3 separate regions of the Mus musculus genome follow, and regions 2 and 3 are each linked to region 1. A link is a loop called in an ENCODE intact Hi-C map of the cell type or tissue named here. Cell type or tissue: heart. All regions are shown on one strand.

Evidence for each region. Peaks named below come from ENCODE experiments on the same cell type or tissue, not always from the same donor. Only the 100,000 strongest peaks of a DNase experiment are listed, where the experiment ranks them.
Region 2: it touches region 1 in a loop (2.3-fold over the local background); 17 of 42 quality-filtered maps call a loop at or near these places.
Region 3: a loop joins it to region 1, with 2.1 times the contacts of the local background. A loop is called at or near these places in 3 of 42 quality-filtered maps.

Annotation. Positions count from the first base shown.
Region 1 is chr10:120,305,043-120,307,542 of GRCm38, forward strand. No RefSeq gene overlaps it. Among named protein-coding and RNA genes, the nearest start is that of 1700006J14Rik, 58 kb to the right of the region's middle. In heart, a CTCF peak has its summit at 1,152; no DNase peak of the experiment used is centred here.
Region 2 is chr10:120,875,256-120,877,755 of GRCm38, forward strand. The region is part of intron 1 of Msrb3 (methionine sulfoxide reductase B3); the gene reads right to left. Among named protein-coding and RNA genes, the nearest start is that of Gm15910, 19 kb to the left of the region's middle. In heart, CTCF peaks have their summits at 610 (motif pointing left) and 1,148 (motif pointing left); DNase peaks (open chromatin) are centred at 1,136 and 1,516; H3K4me3 peaks cover 970 bases; H3K27ac peaks cover 2,172 bases.
Region 3 is chr10:120,585,962-120,588,461 of GRCm38, forward strand. No RefSeq gene overlaps it. Among named protein-coding and RNA genes, the nearest start is that of 4930471E19Rik, 49 kb to the right of the region's middle. In heart, a CTCF peak has its summit at 1,412 (motif pointing right); no DNase peak of the experiment used is centred here; H3K27ac peaks cover 394 bases.

The DNA of each region.
Region 1 (2,500 bases):
GCCATACAGCTTGCTTTGTGACTCTGGTATCTTAAATGGTATATGTTTCCAAACTTGAAATGAATTTAGGCGATCACCTAACGATGTCTTCAAGTAGCTCTTTCTTCCCCTGTATGGGCAGGCCATTGGGCATTGCTAAGGGCGGTGCATCAGGGGACTTTACACACAGACATCCATCACACAGAGGTCTTGGCGGAACTGTTACAGTCAGAGGTATAATTATGGGTCTGGAGGTACATTGATGATAGAGCTTCATCAGAGCTTTTAGAAATAGTTTTTTATGGCTATGAGTATTTACCTGCATGTATCTGTACCATATGCCTATCTGGTGGGTAGAGAGGCCAGAAGAGGCTGTTAGAGTCCTTGGAAGTGGAATTACAGGTGAGCTGCCCAGTTGGATGCTGAGAACCAAACTTAGGTCTTTAGAAAGAACAGCAAGGGCTCTTAACTGCTGAGCCATCTCTCTAGTCCACCAATCTTGGTTTTGCATTGCGGGTATCCACAAATGAACTCTAACCACCTCGGAAATATCTTGAGACCAAAAAAATCACGGTGGTACTGAATTGTAAATGTGAACTGCCAAAATATTACATAATGCCAATGTTATTGGATGTTTGATGAAAAACAATGTTTCTGACTGAAGTACTTGATACATACTGACTTTCTTACATGAGTGGTCACAACAGTGTCTTTATGTCGATTTATGGGCCATTCTATGGTATTGATAAATAATTTCAGTATTTTCTTCTTTTCAAGGAATAGGGTACAGGCTTCCTGCTTGCCAGTTCTCCCTTTGGAAGCCTTTTGTACCCATCACCACCCTTCAGTGGGGATCTGGGCTAAGCAGAATGGGCTGCTACATAGAGATAGTAGGAATTCTCTCTTTCTGGTACCAGTTGGGGCAGAATTCTGGGACAGGGGCTAAGTTCTCAGCCAGCAGTATAGAGCCTGAAACTGTAGCATGCTTGATACTGTTGTAATTTTATTTTCCACTTAAATCAATGGAAACACTTCATAGGGTATAGTCTTGTTTGGTAAAGGCAGCCTGGCGTGACAGACATTTCTTCACTTAGGTGTCCAAGGACCAGTTTCCAGGAGCATTCACAAAAGTAAGTCGTGTCTATGTCTCCGTCTTGGCATCACAGTGCTCAAAGGGGGGCGCTGTAGGATCATTTTCTTGGTTTCCTCCTCCAAAGTTAGGCAGAGATCTAAATTTTTATAAAGATACCACAGGGTATGACGAAGTGAGACTTTAGGCAAGTCTAACTTCTATTATGTATTAACATGACTTCAGGGGGAATTGTTAACTCATTTTTAAAATGAATAGATAGGCACTTTTGATCCTGAAAACATTCTGGCAAATTGATCTTTAGATAGCAAGTGAACCAGTGCGTTGAACATGCACAGGGGTGGGGGGTGGGGGTGGGGAGGGACCCTACCACTGGACTTGCAACAGTGCACACGTCAGAGGACAACCTGTAGGAGCCTGCTCTTTCTCTCTACCATGTAGGAACTGGGCATCGAACTCAGATTGTCAGCCTCGGTGACTGGCATCTTATCTACACAGCCATTTCCTCGGTCTCTCGAATCTCTTCATTAGGATGGCTTCAGCAGACCTGCCTCTCTCTCCCAGCGGCTCTGCAATGGCCTAGGGCCTCCCTACAAGTCTATGCTGGAGTGCCATATTGATAGCTGTGCAGCAACAAGAGAGAAAACAAACAAACAAACAACATTGAGAAGCTGCCATTTTAAGGACCAGGGTGGAAGTATCTGCATGTATGTGTGTCTGCTGGCCATCTGTTGTCACAAGATGCCATCTGAAAGCAGGAGGACTGCTGGGTATCATTCTCATGTGCCCAGAGGAGAAAGCTAATGGTTTTGTGAGCTCATAGAATTGTCTGTCTGCTGGCATTTCTGCCAACGTGTTAACTGGCAATATCCCACCATGGGATCCCTCATCGGTTGGTGTTCACAATGGTGGTTTACGATATAAGCAGCTCATAGCACCCTTACCGAAGTGAAAGTCGGGTGCACATGACAACCCAGGACTCTATTTCTCTGAGTGTAATATATTTCTGATTCTTTCAATGAGTACGTTGTAAGAAAATACCCAGCGTGATGTTTGTGCTGCCCAGGGCTCCTCAGAATTTGAAATCTCCCAGTGTGCATATTGAGTTTCCTCTTTTCTGTCAACAAGGGGGATAGTTCTTCGAGTCAGCTCTCCCACAGTCTCTACCAGTAAATATTTCCAGTGGTGAATGGTTCCAGCAGTGTTTTAGGGTTTTACTGCTGTGAACAGACACCATGTCCAAGGCAACTCTTATAAGGAGAGCATTTAATTGGGGCTGGCTTACAGGTTCAGAGGTTCCGTTCATTATCATCAAGGCATGGCATGGCAGCATCCAGGCAGGCATGGTGCAGGAGGAGCTGAGAGTTCAACATCTTGTTCTGAAGTCAAACAGGAGAAGATGGGCTTCCAGGCAGCTAGGATGAGGGTCCA
Region 2 (2,500 bases), 570 kb after region 1:
TAACGGGGCCATTGATGTCGCAGTTTATATGTGTTCTGTGTTATATGTGTATTTCAGCTACACTTTGTCTTCACATGGGTTTTAGCGATCTGAACTCAGATGCCCTGTTTCTTTTCTTGGTATATAAAAAGCATCGACAAGACAGAAAAACCCACATAAAGCAGTTTAATTTTTAATGTAAAAAAAAAAATACTTTCAGGGGGAGGACGACTGGAGACTGAACCTAGGGCCCTGCCCCTTCTAGACAATCCCTCTGTCACCACACTTCATCCCAGGCATTTCTGTCGCTTTTTATGTGAAATGGGGTCTTGCCGGCCTTTAGCACAGTCTATATCCCAGGCAGGCCTCCACCTCGTGCCCCTCGGCCTCGCCAGGCCCAGTTTAGATCTGGTTTTTCAATTGTTTCTTTCTGCTGTTCTGGTTTTCCTTTTCGAGTCCTTGAGATCACACTAAGACCCTCACTGACCACGCTACGCTTCAATGAGGTGTTTTACGCTGAGGTTTGCAAGCCTCCTCCGTAAACATAGAGCTTGTGATATCAGTCATTAGAGAGGCACATGGCACCCCTACATTAACACTACAGATCCCACGGAACAGAGGCGCAGCGCCCCCTGGCGGCATCTCCTATGGCTGATGGTCACTTTCTCCCTTTGCAGAAACCGTGTCTGTATCTCAAACACTATTCCTTTTATCCCAGCCTGGTCCTTCGACTCCCTCTGGGTTTCTGTTTGCTTACTCTCTCATACTTAATCTTTACCTTCCAGATGCTTGCAATCTGACAGAGAGCTATAAAGCTCTAGAGCTGACCTTCCTCAAAGCCCCCAGTGCCTCGTTTTCTAAAGGTTTCTAGATAACAGTGCTATCTGCTTGTGTGTGTGCTGTGTGCTTTTATTCGCAGGAACTTCCCTATCGTTTTATAACTTCATAAGCTAATCTACTTCATGTTATTTAAATATTTGCACGCGTGCATTTCATATTACCATGAATAGTAACCGGATTCAAGTGTCCGAACTCTGTGAGTCTGAACGTGTGATTCCGAGGTAGCTACTCCTACTGCTTGCTATTCTCTGGTTATTTCTGGCTCTCCACTTCCCACGCTAGGAATGCGGTTCCTCCTGCTGCCCCCTGGTGGTGGAGAGGCCACACGACACGTTCCAAGCAATACATAAGCTGCAGAGTTGGTCAAAGTGGCGCTTTCCCGAGCCTCTTAGCTGTTGGTGTGAAACCATACAACGTTTGCTTTTCTTCTGTAATAATCCCAGCTCTACGGTTAGTCCAGAGCAGCTCTGTTAACCATGACCCCGGAGGAAGGGAACAAGGAATAGAACTCCCATCTGGCCCACAGAGAGTATGCAATGCAAACAAGAAGGGAGCCTTCAGCATGTGCAGCCCTTGGTATCTGCAATAGTTTGTTCCAGCAAGAATTACCGTTCGGATAAGAACTTGTTTGACGTGCCAGGGCAGCAAGTGATGGAGCCAGAAGAAAGTCTATTTTAATCTCCTCTACTATATTAAAAATTCCTTTGGTCTGGAGAGAGCCCCGAAGTGAAGAGGGAACATTTTTCTTCTAGGGGAGCCAAATTAGTTCCCAGTAGTCACGTCACAACTACTTGTAACAGCCGCTCCTCCGTGGCGATCACGTACCCCTGGCCCCAGGAGCACCTGAATTCATGCGTATCTACCCCTACTCCCGCCCCCAATACAATTTAAAATAATATATGTTTAATCCTCACGGACAGGAATTCTGGTGCTAAAGATTACTGTACCTATTTCAGAAAACGCATTCCAGAAACATGAGAAGTCCACCGCCAAGGTCATGGAACGTCACAGAAAGCCTACGGTCGCTCTCCCATTAATCACCTCGTTACTGACTGTCCCAAAGCTCCTCTTATGGTGGCAGGAGAGGACTTGCCTCCTAGATAAAGACACTGAAGACCAGACAATTGCTGTTTCACCACAGAGAGGTAACTCTGCCCCAGTCCTTCAGAAAGCAAAGCGGCCAGTCACTCCATGGCAAAGTTGGTAAAAGTTGAATGAATGGATGGATGGATGGATGGATGGATGGATGAATGAATGAATGAATGAATGAAATCCTTTATCCCAAAATGGCTCCACAAGCACTAACCACATCCGCTGCAGCATCTTACTGATTCCACAAGAGGGGAGCCTGCACACAAGGGCACACAGACACGATGCTCGCATTGTAGCCAATCAATAAATACAAGGAAAAAACAACATATTTGCCAGTAACTTTAGTTACTCCAACCCTAAGGTTAAGCAATCATAGAAACCGTTCCATTTTTTTTTCAACCTAAAAATAAGCAGCCAGCAACAACAATAACAACACACACAACACCAGACACAGACACACACTTATACACATGCCACACATACACACTCACACACTATACACACACACTCATGCAAATACACACATACCACACAACACACACATACACAGACATATGTGCACTCACACACCATATACACATTCATGCAC
Region 3 (2,500 bases), 280 kb after region 1:
ACCTGGTCTCCCGGCCCCCAAACTCAAATACTGAACAATGGTCTCCAGCACAGAATCGTTCTGAGGCGGGGCCTTCAAGAGGTGGTTAGATCACAGGACTTTTACTCCATGAATGCATTCATTCATTTGTGGGGTTATAATTTAGTGAGCTCCTGGGAGACTGTAGAAAGCTTAGGAACTGGAGCCTAATTGGAGAAAGTGTACCAGTGGGGTTGGGTCTTGGGAAAGGGGTCTACTCTTTATTACACCTGGCCCTTTCCTTTTCTCTCCCCCCACTTTCCTTCCCAACTTCAGTAAAGTGGGCAAACTTCACCGTGTTCTGCCTCACTCTGGGCTTGGAAACACAGGAGCCAAACAGCCATAGACTGTAAATGGTTTTGCCTAGGTATTTGTCACAACAACAGAAGGATAACAGAACCCTAAAATAAGGCGCAGAGGTAACCGAAGTCATCCACCTATAACATAATACCTGTTAGAAGAGGGACAACCAAGAGAAAACAACGTAATAAAAATCACGTGTGCCTCCATATGTAAATACACAGACAGAGAGATACTGAAGACACAACACAGTGGTTATACGCTTGCACTTACTCAGAGTGAGTAAGTGCAGTCCAGGAGGCCACAAGTCATCCTGTACCAGATGCTTGGTGAAATGAGACAGGAGAGTAGGCATGGGTACAAGGACCAAAGGAACTGATCGCTGGCAGAGCATCCACATGCTGGGCAGCGTGGTCTCCGATAGTCAGAAGATGGAAGTCTTCTGATTCCAGTATGGAAAAAATGTCAATGAAAAATAAATTCCAAGTCTGGAAATACTCTTGCAAGTGAGCTGGTCCGTGTTTATAACTGTAATGTCAAAATAATTCTCAATGTTATGACATGGATTAGGGAGGCAACAAAATATCAAAGAAAAATGTCCCATCTTTTAAGACACGCAAGCCTTAGATCTCTCTTAGGATGTATTTCTGTGACATCTACAGATGCAGACAAATAGGTTTTACAGTCCAGCTGAATCAAGACTGAGTGGAGCCTGGTAGCTGTGGGCATCACTTTCCAAAATGCAAATGGGTCTCACTGGGAAGGATCTTAACAAAGCCAAGCTATCTTTCTTTTGCTTTTTGGTTGGTTGTTACTCTGAAATTTCAGCATATTTTAAGAGTGTTTTAAATACTTTGTGTCTCTATGTGAAGTAACATTTAGGGTTAGGCTCAAGTAGTTGCAGACAATTTTTCTTTTATATGACTGTTTGCGGGGGCCGGGGGGTTGTCTAAAGAGTGAAGATTTGACCTCCTTTTAGAGTTTATTTACTCTGCCTTTTAAGGCATGTAGCAATCCCACTCTGTGAAAGGCTAAGGAGTATGCCTTGCAAGTGTGGAAGCTAGTGTACCCAAGCATTTCTGAAAAGGCCTCTAGGGGGCAGTACCACCACTACTGAGAACCAACAAGATGGATGCTTTTAGTAGTGTTACCATAGGCTGATTTCTACCAGCTTCTCTTGTTTCTTTTTTATTTTAATTTTTATTTGTTTATTTATTTATATTTGGTTTTTCGAAACAGGATTTCTCTGTGTAGCCCTGGCTGTCCTGTAACTCACTCTGTAGACCAGGCTGGCCTCAAACTCAGAAATCTGCCTGCCTCTGCCTCCCAAGTGCTGGGATTAAAGGCATGTGCCACCACAGCCTAGTGCCTCACTTGTTTTTTGGTTGCCTAGAAACTAACCCATTGATTCCTATCCTGTCTGAGACCCTCGTGTGAGATTACTGGCTCTCTTGAGTGGCCTTCAAGAGCAATGTGTGAAGTAGAGGCCCTGGCACCAAGTTGGAGAAGATCTCTCTCTTCATGAGATCTGGAGAACTAAGCCAGGAGACAGACAGGCTGTCTTCGAAGCAGAGCCAAAGCAGCTTGTTCCTGAACAAGTGTGGGACAAGTGCAGAGAGAAAGAGCCTATTGCAAGACTCTAAAAGGAAGCAGTGTTCTCCAGCCTCTGATGTGCCTTATAGCAAGTAATAATTTCAGAGTCATTCAGAAAGATAAAAGTCTACTGTTGGAGCCTTGTGTGCTAAGTTGGTATGTTGAGTTCAAGTGAAAGAGAACCTGTGGTTGTTTGAGTAACTCTTGAGTTTAATCTGGAAAAGTAGGCTCTGACTGCACGGAATGTTGAAGAACTGGGTAAAACAGAAGAAATGGAACCCAGCTGGGTGGGTGGTAAGAGGGGGGAGGGGTGAAGTAGAAACTGTCATTTGTCAAGAACAAAGTTGAGTATGGTGATATATTCGAGCCTATAATGTACAAAGTATTTGAGTTCTTATTAGTTTTCACTCTCTAAGTAAATCACGGGAACTAAGGCTTAATTCTTAGTGTCCCAAACAGAGGGCAAGCAGATCAAAATTTCCAGGTTTTATTTTCAGTAAGTAAAATGTTGGGGAACGGTCTAAAGTATTCCAGATGGAACGTGACTTGAAGCGGGAGGGCAGGAAGGAGGGAGAAGGGTGCGCTGTTT